2 separate regions of the Homo sapiens genome follow, and region 1 is linked to region 2. Evidence: chromatin contacts called from ENCODE Hi-C or POLR2A ChIA-PET data. All regions are on one chromosome and are shown on one strand. Each heading gives the region's core, a stretch centred on a gene start or an enhancer-like site at or near the end of the contact. The rest is flanking DNA. Distances are from core to core; before and after follow the strand shown. Region 1 overlaps ETS1 (ETS proto-oncogene 1, transcription factor). Region 2 overlaps ETS1 (ETS proto-oncogene 1, transcription factor).

Region 1 (5,753 bases), core at 557-3,056, 95 kb after region 2:
ACTGCTTGAACATCAGCTGCACCAACTTTTTTCTTAGCATTGCACACGTTTATTGCATAAATACAAGCAATTGTGGCATCTGAAGATTTACTCCCCAGCGAAGAAGCATCCATGAGACCTGTTTGGGTGCAAAAATGATTTGGACGCTGGGTAACAGAGGGTCTTGCAGAGCTGAGTTTATTTTTCTTGAAAAGGACCTGCGCCACCTGAGCCGCAGGATAAGTGGGTCAGAAAGGAGGCTGCCCTGCTCTGGACTGTGGCTTGCTGTGCCCCCCCATGCTCCCTCCCACCTCTCCAGCCCCCTCTCGCCGTGACCCCTGCACCCTCCACTGCAACATGGAACTCTGTTGTTTTCTTAGGCACGCGTTGCCAGGTCTCACTCCCCTGCCCTTCTCATGTTACCCCCTCTGCTAGGAATGCCCATCCACCCTCAAGATGAGTGAACCCTGCCTCCTCAGGGTTTTAGGCTCAGCTCAGAGGTTATTGCAGCCTGGAATCCTTCCTGAGCCACGCTTCACCCCAGCCAGGGTTAGCGGCTCCTTGTTTATGTTCCCAAAGTGTATTTCTATCACGGTGCTTATCACATTGTTTTATTACCATCTGCTTCTGTTTGTCTCTCCAGCTAAATTCTCATCTACTTGAAGGCAGGCACCATGCCTTTTTCATTTTTGTCTTCAGCACTTAAGACAGACCATGGGGCATAATGGAAACTCATTGTTTTTTTAAATCAGTGAATGAGTAAATGAATGAATTGGTCTCACAAGACTAAAAATGTAAGAGGTAGATCAGATGTGAATATATTTGTTCCTCAAAATAGAGAATCTGAATAGATTGCAGGTCTAGATAAAGAACCACTTGAAATAATCAGTTTGTTTCATGATCCATTTCTAAGGGAAAACCGTTTCCTTCTATTCACATAGCTATTTAATGCCCCCTCATCTAAGAAGGCTTTTCCCATCACCGCATATGAATAGCAGCGCCTTTCTCCGTACTCTGACACCTAGGTGTTTGTTCGTTGTCTTCTCCAAAGTCCACTCTGTTAGAATTTAAGCTCCCCAAGGGGGAGATTTAGTTCATTTATTCACTCCAGATCCCTGGATCCTAGGCCAGTATTGGAAAGTAGCTGGCACATAGATAACTGTTAAATACAATAGTGTAAGTTAGAAAACTTGTACACACTTTTTCAGTGTAAACCCCTCTTTTTACAAATGAGGAGAAAGACTAAGGCGATGCTGCTAATTGGCCAAGCTGAGACCAGACTCCTGGTCTTCAGCCTCCTCCTGTGCTTAGAGAAGATGCTTCTCTAGACCTTTGTTACCCAGCGTCCAAATCATTTTTGCACCCAAACAGGTCTCATGGATGCTGCTTAGCTGGGGAGTAAATCTTCAGATGCCACAGTTGCTTTGCATTTATGCAATAAACGTGTGCAATGCTAAGAAAAAAATTGGTGCAGCTGATGTTCAAGCAGTTGTCACGTGGGAGGGAATTCTCTTCTGCCAAAAAGCCAAAAAAAAAAAAAAGAGAGAGAGAGAGAAGATGCTTCTCTAAGCACCCTCATCACCCTGGATGGCGAGGACAGAAACAAGCATGAGATGGAGAAGACAAAAAAGTCAACACTTTGGCTTATGTGGGTGTCTCATGTCCAAAAAATCACTTTAAAACTATGGTTCTGCTTGATTCTAGAGAGTTCTATTCTTCATAGAGCGAGTGACCACTTCTCCAACTTCCCACCCTCCCCAAACTGGCAACCCGGCCAGGACCTGTAGGCTCTCACTTCCTTTCACCCAAAGCTTGCCAGGGCAGGGCAGGGCAGGTTGAGAGACACAGAATAAAGGAAAAATTAGGGAGGAGAGGGACTGTTCAGGCCAAGGCAGCAGAAGAACAAGAAATCCCAAAGAGACCAGGCTTGAATCAAGGCTGAATCCAGTTCACATCAACTCTGACCCTGCTTGGCTGTATTTCTAGATAACTTTGACATCAGTTAAGCCTTTTTCATTTGGGGTTATGTATTCCTAAAAGAAAAACTACGCTTTTAGGTAAATACCAAGTAAATTACACTTTAATTTTTTTCTTTTGAAAACAAAATTCTTTTGAAATCAGCAGTTTTTGCCAAACTAATACAATGTTACCGCAAAAATTAAAATACAAAAAAGTAACAGATGGATATTAGAATCACCTGAAACCTCACCATGTAGAGATAATTATACTAATAATTTGTTCAATATTCTTCTGGGTATTTTTTAATCTATCTAAACGAACATAGATGTCACACACACACACGTGATTACAATTTTACCTTCATGAGATTATTCTCCACATGTTCTTTTGTAACCTGCTTTGTTCACTGACATTTAACATAATGCTATGGACATTTTTCTCTGTTGATAAATGTGGCTGTCTATCCTAAAGATGATGACTGCCAAGTATTCTATTGTATGTATATATCATACTTTTAAAGAGCCTCTTATTATCGTATAATTAATTTGTCCCCAATTCTTTGTCATTATAAAAATTCCTAAAATATTTTACATTCCCACTAAATGCCGAAAAAGAGCATTTTGGGGACAAAGAAAATATGCATTCCATATTTGAATACATATTGACTAACTGCATTCTATAATAGACCAGCCAAAATTAGACTCCCACTGACAAAGGCATCATGTTTTAAATTTCAACTTGCCCTCTCGTCTTCATGTTAGCTTCATAGGCAATGAATTATGGTTAAAACATATCCTGGGTATGAAGATGGCACATGGGGAATTCAAAAGCACAATAAAGCTGTGGCAGAAAATGTAGATTTCTCCCCACCACCCCTCACCCCAGCCTTTCCTCTTTGAAAACAATGCAAAATTTGAATAGATTTCCAATGAGCATTTATCCTAATGTCAATAATTTAGGATTCCTATCAATTCAAACAAAAAGCATGTCCTTTTGGCTTGGAATACAGGAGACAAAGAATTTGGCTTCCAGGGCTGGGCTCGGTGGCTCACGCCTGTAATTCCAGCAATTTGAGAGGCCGAGGCAGGCGGACCACCCAAGGTCAGGAGTTCAAGAGCAGCCTGACAAACATAGTGAAATTCCATCTCTACTAAAAATACAAAATTAGCCAGGTGTGGTGGTACATGCCTGTAATCCCAGCTACTTGGGAGGCTGAGGCAGAAGAATCGCTTGAGCCTGGGAGGCAGAGGTTGCAGTGAGCCGAGATCTCGCCATTACACTCCCACCCGGCAACAAGAGCAAAACTCCATTGAAAAAAAAAAAAAAAAAAGAATTTGGTGTCCAAAACAACTAACCATGTAAAAAAAACTTGCTCCAAACAACAGCACTTTTGCCAAACTAAAGGCAACACCTGGGCTACCAAGGCAACATCTTTAATCTACAATGTATAGAGTTTTAATTTCTTTTTTCTGAATACTATAGAAATGTATTTTTGAAGACTCAGAGTATCTCCTCTTTCAGGAAGCTTTCCCCTCCCCCCTACCCTCTTTGGCAATTGCATGGACCTCCTTGATGCCCCTCCATGGGATTTACTGTAACGGTGTAACAAAGTTCATGACACTTCCTGTATCTATGCCTGTTTCTGCTCCTGAATGATGAGTAACTTGAGAGTAAGGATGGTGTCTTTTCAGATGACACATAGTAGCCATGCAACAAGTGTCTGTTTACTAAATGAGGGAAAGTACCTAAAGTACTTGAAACAGAGTTGGTGTGTACAATCCTTGTGCGTCCTGAGCTTATCCAAGAGAGTAAGTTATCGTTTGGACATTAAAAAAAAAAAAAAAAAAAAAAAAAATCCCTGTGATGAAGTGTGTCCTTGTGTGACCCTGAGGTTAGGCTTCTCAAGAGTTAACTACAAGCAAGATGGCACTTTTCTCTAAACTATAGGATGTACCAGATTGATGAGTTCATCTATACTCCTTCAGTGTGTTCTTTCTGATTCTCATGAGTAGCCCACGTGTATTTCCCAAATCATTTGAGTAGATGTCTTCCCTGACCTGTCACTGTAACAAAAGCTCCCAAATCCAATTCTCTAAGAACTCAGGTTTAAGATCCATCATATCTAGGAAAGCTGAACATTCCTTACTCCCCATGGAAACTTTGTGGTTACAACGCATAGAAAAGAAAAAGGATTAGAAGAACTGAAGATGGTTTTTCTGTCTCACTACTAAATCTACAAGAACCTCATTTGCTTGACTAAGTAATCCAACATTACAGTAGTAGTGAATATTCCTTCTTATTTTAAGTAGCCAGCACTGACAAATGAAGGCTGTGTTCCAAATTATGGGCTACTGTCTTCTGTGTCTTAAGCTAAGTGCATTTATTCTTTCACTAAGGTTACAGAGCAGCAACTCACAGTACAATTAACATCTCAGTCTTTGTTTCTTCACAACTTCACTATAATTATTCCGCCAACCCTTGCTTAAATGGAAATGAGTCATATCCATCTCCTATTTCTCTAAAAATAAACCCATCTCCTAATTAAGCATAACACTTTCAAGTCCTGTATGAATTGACATAGCTCAACGAATCCTTCTTAGAATATTAAAATGAACTCATGTCATTATAATTTTAAAGAGTATATTGTTTTACCCTTCCTTGAGGAGTAACTCGCTACTATCTCCTGAAAAAGAGAAAGACTAGAAGATGTTTTACTCTGGTATACCATAGCAGTTAAGAAATAAGGAATGCTTCATAGATTATTTTATGCATTTCCTTCTCAGTGGAAACAAATCCCTCACCATACAGTACTGAAATGGCATTGTCAACAATGGACAGAAAGGTCTTGCTTCTCCTAGGCATCAAGGAAATACATTAAAACCTGCCGACTCTTAGGTCTAGGAATCTAACTAAGAAAATGCCAATTCTAGTCTCTGAAACCTTTGAAATACTAACAATCTACACTTTCTAGTCAATCATACTTCTGTCAGAACATCTTCCTGAAGATCAAAGGTAATATTCAATACACTGCCTTACCATAAAAGTGGCCATAGCCTGTGTACAAATGCTATGCCTCAAATCCTGTATTTTACCATGAAATTCAACAAATGATCACACTTGGCCTTAGGATGTACTCCTGAGCCAGAAGCATGGTAAGTACTCATAAATAACTGAATAAATAAATAAGGATTGTGTTTTACTTCGAACCTCAAAACAAAAAAAGAATAAGCTGGAGGAATAATGTAGAGTACTCTTTGCTTTCCAAGAATGGTCGTAATAGAGGCCATGGAATAAGAGATTGTTTTCCAAGTCAAATGCAAAGAAGGGCCACGAGATTAAAAACGTCAACTCTAATCCAATGAATGCTGCCAATGAAACCTCTGAAGAGACTAGCATTTTAAAGAATTACATTACAGACTCTTAGCCTGTGAAGCATGTCAGACATAATCTAGAGTTTAGACTTGGCTCTGGCTCTAAAGGAATTCTCAACAAAACTGAGAGGCACCATAAATAGAAAGAGATATTACAAGAACAATGAGAGGGGACTGGATAGTTGCAATAATGCCCCTTTAAAATTGAACTAAAAGATACCAGCTGCCTTAGATCTCTCAAATCCAGCAAGCAACTTCTTGGACTATGTCTGATTGTGATTTTCATGGTGGAGTTTCATTTGTTTTATTACCCGAAATGTAAGGTTCCAATTTCTCAGTATAATGCTAAACAGCTTGCTAGCATTCTTATATAAAGAGGGATTGTGCAATTCCAGTGAATTTTGGAGTTGGAAAAAATTCATCAATCTTCTCATTTATTTCAAT
Region 2 (5,316 bases), core at 1,391-3,890:
CGGGAGGGCGCCTACCTGTGTAGCCAGCTAGGGCAGCAGCAGGAATGACAGGCTTGTCCTTATTGAGGTCAGCACGGTCCCGCACATAGTCCTTGAAGGTGCCCTTGGGCTTGTGGTTGGGCAGGGCAGCCGGATAGTCCTCTGAGTCGAAGCTGTCATAGGAGGGAACACGCTGCAGGCTGTTGAAAGATGACTGGCTGCTCCAGGACTGGGTGAGGCGATCACAACTATCGTAGCTCTCTATGCTTTCAAAAGAGTCCTGGCCCCCGAGTTTACCTGGAGGTAAAGGAGGAGGTAGGAAGAGGACAGGGGGAGGAGGGAGTGGGAAAAAAAAAAAACTGTAAAAACCCTCTTATGGAGGACAGATTGCTAATCAGATCTGCAGGAAGGACGGAAGAAGGGAGAGGCGAGTGGGAACAGAAGCTTCAGGGGTCATGGGTTTACTCTGAGGAAAGGGGCTGCACTAGGCCACCATCCGAGGGTCCACGGCCACTCTGCTGCCTGGTTTGAGAACTCCAAGTACAGAGATTCAGAGTCAAACGTTGCTCACATCTGTCGGAGTAGCGTTTGGGTCCTCAAGAGTTCTAAAGCCAGAAATCTAGAAGCTGAGGATCACACATGTTATGATATGATTTCTGGCTGATGTCGTAGGCCCAATGAATAAATGAAGAAATCAGAGCAATGTCAGGCTGAATTCCCCACTCCAGCTCAAGCCAATGAGATGACTTCAAAAGGCCCAGTTTGGAAAACATTTTGGTCATAAGAAAAAAGAATCCCATTAGACTAAGAGCAGATTAGCCTGTTTTGACCTTGGAACTAAGTGCTATTTTTTAGCATTTTTCCCAAATACTATTTTAATATGAAATACATGTACTGACCCTATGCCTTTTCAAATAGAGTAAGATGGTGTAAGATGCTTTTCCCAAGAGATTTTTTAAAATCACACACACTATCACTCTTCTAAACAGAAAACCATATTCTTTATCCTCTCCAAGTAAAATTATGTACTTGAAATTTAAACTTCATTGGAAAAGTGTAGGCAATATTTAAAAGGTTTATTAAAGAGTTAAGGTCCACAGCAGTGTCAGAAATCCTTTACTGTGTGAGTTGCTTAAGGCATTCTTAACTGACCACAAGATCATGCAAGTTCATTAATTTCCCAAACCAGGTTATAAACAGCTGCTATGATTGCACAATAGCTCCTGGAGAAATTTCCATTGGCAAAAATGCCACTAAAAAGGAGGCTAGCAAAAAAAAAAAAAAAATAGTTTTGGAGGAAAACAAATGAATCTAAGAGCGAAAAAGGCTCGCAGGAATGGTTTTTATATGCAACTTTCAGATACTTTTCAAGTAACCTAAGTTAAATCATAGGAGACTAGATGGTCACCTCAATTCAGCACAGGCCAAAAGGCAAAGGGATGTGACAAATGTTTACGGAGAAATATCCGTAAGTCAACTCTTAATTGTTCAGGGGTGGTTGATCTATAAATTTCAAATCCCAGAATAAGGCTGACTTATACAACTTCATATTAGTGTGCCTCCAGTGTATTTTTCCCTCCATGACAGCGGAGATTGGTTAAAACAATAAACATCAAACATGAACAGATGCCCAAACCTAAATTAAATATATAGGAAAATATGTTGCTCCCAACATTGTTTAAAGATCCGGATAAAATGTATTCGGTTGAGTGTGTACTTTTTGTAAAATCCACTGCTGTGGGTTTTCTCTACATCCTGACCCCCTCTGGAACTGCTTTAAACAGAAAGGTGGTGTCATCCGTTTCATCTCATTCCTTCCTCCACTCATCCATTCAGAGGAGGGTAATCTCTGGAAAGCAAACTGAAGAGCTTCATGGAGTTATCAGCCCTGCCCACCCAGTCCACTAGCAAAAGGGCACCTCTTCATTCTTACTAAAAATGAATATATATTTCTTTATAATTCTTAAAAATTCTTTCCCATTTACCCACCAGAAAAGTCATCTTTTTCACCTTTTTAGAGATCATTTAATTTTCTTTCAAGAAATTCACACTAAATGATTTAAGAAAACAGCCTACAACCAGAATGTCAAAGCCTTGTTTTAGCAGAACAGGAAATTCTGTGGCGTCTCATAAAAAGGTATTTGTTCATACCAGCTACTGATCTTCATGGTCACTTATTTTCTCTTTGAGACAAACATACCAAAAGCCTAAGAAGGAGAATTTATATTTTCATCAACACCGCACCAAGTCGATAGTATTTATGCTAAAGTCTCTCTGAAATGATTCCATTTCTATCAGCCAATTTTATACTTGGAGAAAAAGGACATCAGAATTTTCACAAGCAAGATAGTAGAGTTTCCAAGGAGTCCCACTAAGCAAGGGGACTAAACCAAGCCAGAACCAGTCTCTGGCAACCCCCCAAACATGAGGCAAATGCAACCCTGTTGAGAGTTGTGGTTTACAGCGGTAGGCAGCTTTCATTTTAGCTCGATTTCACAACCCTGGTGCTGGGAACCTTCATTTACGGGTATTTTCTCCAAAAATGGGTAGAATCCAACTGGATTAGATACTCAGTTATGCTGCTGCGCTCATGTAGGGAAACCTGTGTTCTCTAAACTGTCCACTAGCCAGCCTTTCTGAGAAGGGCCTCGGCGAGCTCCTTCCAAAGCTATCTGAGTCCACCAAACAGACCTCAGAGCACTCAAAACAGAAGATGCGGCAGCACCCAGCCACCCACTGAGTAGACTCGTACAAAGACAGTCCTTAGGGCCCAAATAAGTGGGGCATAGAAGCACTCTGTACGCTGTAATGCAGCCCGTGAATACTGTACTATGGTTAGTATAAATAACAATCAGCTAACAGTAATGCTTTCGGTCTAGACCAATCACAGCATCTCAGAATCAATTGGCCCTTTGCATAGGCCCTGTTTGCAGCACTTCTAACATGCAGAAAACAGCCCTGCACAAAATGGTCTTCCCCTCAAGTTTCTGTGGCCTGAACTTGGAGGGAGGGAAGAAGAGTGGAGCCAGAAAGAAATACCTCATGTCTCCTTGTAAGGGTCACTTTTGGTCCACAGTCATTAGTTTGGGGTTGGAGGGGTGGTAGGGACCAAAACCAAGAATGAAGAAAAGGAGAGGGAAAGAGACAATTACACAAATGCAAAGCCAGATGCAATTTCAAAACAATGTGACAGGAGATCGACCCAAAGTTACAACATGGCTGAGCCCAAACCCACAGGCTTGGCCTCACTGTGTAGATGTACAGAAAGTCCCACAAGGAAGAAAGTCGTTTTAATGCTTTGACTCGCCTGATAAAAAAGAAACACATGTACACACACTTGTGTGTATGTATTTAAATAGACATGCACCCAAAAATAAAAAAGAGCCAGAAAGGGGAAGGCCGACTGGTCCCACCCATCCCCTTCGGTCTGAAACACTAACACCCTGGGGCCTTAAGAAGGAAGATTAGGGGTTCTGATTTTGCAGGGACTTTCCCTCTGCAGGGCTTGTTGGTGATCCCTAGGCCTGCTAGGAGGAAGTGTGAGTCTGAATACTCGAAGAAGACGACAATGGGCATGACCCATGATTCTTCAAAGTAAAGGTACCATTGGGCTCTCCTCCAAGAGCCTCACAATAGGCACCGCATATGGTCAGTCATTGAGCAGAAATCACTAATAGGCCAGCCCCAGCCTGACATCTGACCCAAGCCCCGCTTGATCAGCTTTCTCCTGTTCCTCTTCCCATTTATAATTCTTTCCCATTTACCCACCAGAAAAGTCAGGTTTTTCACCTTTTTAGAAATCATCTAGCTCTTGCTAAATAGACAAACCCTTTCTTACAATAGATTGCATTTTTCTCAGAAACAAAACAATCTGGACACTTTACTAGGTAGGCTGTACCTCTGAGTGTTTATGTCCTGTTCCTAAAAATTGGGTGCATTTTACCTTTTTTGCTTTATGTCACCCAGCTCTATTTTTAAACACTTTCTTCCCTGACAGTGAATATTTTATCACTATTATAATAGTCACGTTAACAAAACTACCTTCTTTTGGAAACCCCTGGCCACCTCCGTCCCTGGTCCTCTAGCTAAATACACACTTCACCACACTGCTGATGACTGGTTCCAAATAAACCGTTGGTTAACCATCTTGTATCTTCCCAAACCGAAAAAGTCACAGGAGGCTAAAGATCCCAGGCTGGCCAGCAGAGGTCATTCCAGGTACCCAGCTAGGATCTACAGTCAGACCCAGGAGTCCTCTGGGAGGAGCACCAGGACACATGCTAAGCTTAAGGGTTTTCCAGGGTGGCCACTTGAACCATTTTTACTTGATTATGTCCTCCTCAAGGAAAATAGAGCATACCTTTCAAAATGACCAAATTCAACTAGAGTTATTGAGTAAAACATTTTGCCCAAGTAAGATATTTAATTTCTTAGATTGCCTGATTTTGATTTCACTGTGGACCCCATGGCCTTTGTCATAATAATGGACTTGGCTAAAACACCACGATGGAAAGTTCTTAGTATCTGGACACTCTAAGATGGGAAGGCTGAAACTGAGGAATCTACAGGTCTAATAAATAAGAAAAAAAAAATGGAACCTGAAAAAAACTCACAAAGTCAGGTAATTCTTGTAAACCCAAGAGCTTTTAGAGAAGAAATATGACCTACCACGACTGGTCCTCCCCATGCACATGTTGTCTGGGGTGACGACTTCTTGTTTGATAGCAAAGTAGTCATTCTGCAAGGTGTCTGTCTGGAGAGGGTCTCGGAGAATGACCGAGGGGTAGTCATTCTCATACTTGAGGGAGAGGAGCTCTTCCGAGCTGATGGGATGGAGCGTCTGATAGGACTCTGTGATGAAGCTGGGCTCTGAGAACTCCGATGGTGGAACACACTGGGCATGCTCAATACCATAGCCTGGAAACAAAGGGTTTGCAAGTAAAGAGAGGAGAGATTTGTACCTAAAATAAGCAGTTTTCACCATCTACAGGGCCCTATGATGTGGGACAAGCTCCTTAGAGAATAAGGGAAAATACTTTAAATCAGAAAAGCTTGCATTTTTAACCTTGTCCACTACTAAACAGCTTTAGCCCTTGACAAGGTAATTGATTTCCTGACTTCATATCCTCATCTCTAAAATGGGGGTGATTGCGATTTTTCCCGGAGCACTGTGATGAAGATGAAATGAGGATAGAGGTCAAATGCCCACCAACATTCCCCACACAATAAGCTCTTGACACAGAGTAGTTAATATCATTGTGTCACTGGAATAAAAATTGTAATAACGTAAAAAGATAAAACGAAAAAAATAAAACCTGTTTCATATTCCCTGTAAAA

What was found. Hi-C counts contacts between places; a loop is a spot of excess contacts on that map. ChIA-PET counts read pairs that join two places held with the same protein, here RNA polymerase II (POLR2A). Pooled maps may share reads with other maps.
Region 1: POLR2A ChIA-PET joins it to region 2 with 17 read pairs in activated naive CD4-positive, alpha-beta T cell. The contact joins two enhancer-like sites. A Hi-C loop is called at or near these places in 7 of 50 pooled maps. POLR2A ChIA-PET finds 5 or more read pairs at or near these places in 8 of 52 experiments (CD8-positive, alpha-beta memory T cell, activated B cell, activated CD4-positive, alpha-beta T cell and 4 more).

The regions. Positions count from the first base shown.
Region 1 is chr11:128,576,410-128,582,162 of GRCh38, forward strand. The region is part of intron 1 of ETS1 (ETS proto-oncogene 1, transcription factor); the gene reads right to left. All of the region lies in intron 2 of LOC105369565 (a long non-coding RNA gene), which reads left to right. Among named protein-coding and RNA genes, the nearest start is that of ETS1, 8.3 kb to the right of the region's middle. RefSeq lists an enhancer at 1-284. Within about 2 kb of position 1,807, at least 2 of the 41 ENCODE cell types and tissues checked have a DNase peak (open chromatin) inside an H3K27ac peak, as active enhancers do.
Region 2 is chr11:128,480,176-128,485,491 of GRCh38, forward strand. ETS1 (ETS proto-oncogene 1, transcription factor) reads right to left here. Exons shown (of 10, transcript NM_001143820.2): 7 at 4,648-4,896; 8 at 16-276. Among named protein-coding and RNA genes, the nearest start is that of MIR6090, 40 kb to the right of the region's middle. RefSeq lists enhancers at 2,623-2,702, 2,883-2,932, 3,303-3,372. Within about 2 kb of position 2,641, at least 13 of the 41 ENCODE cell types and tissues checked have a DNase peak (open chromatin) inside an H3K27ac peak, as active enhancers do.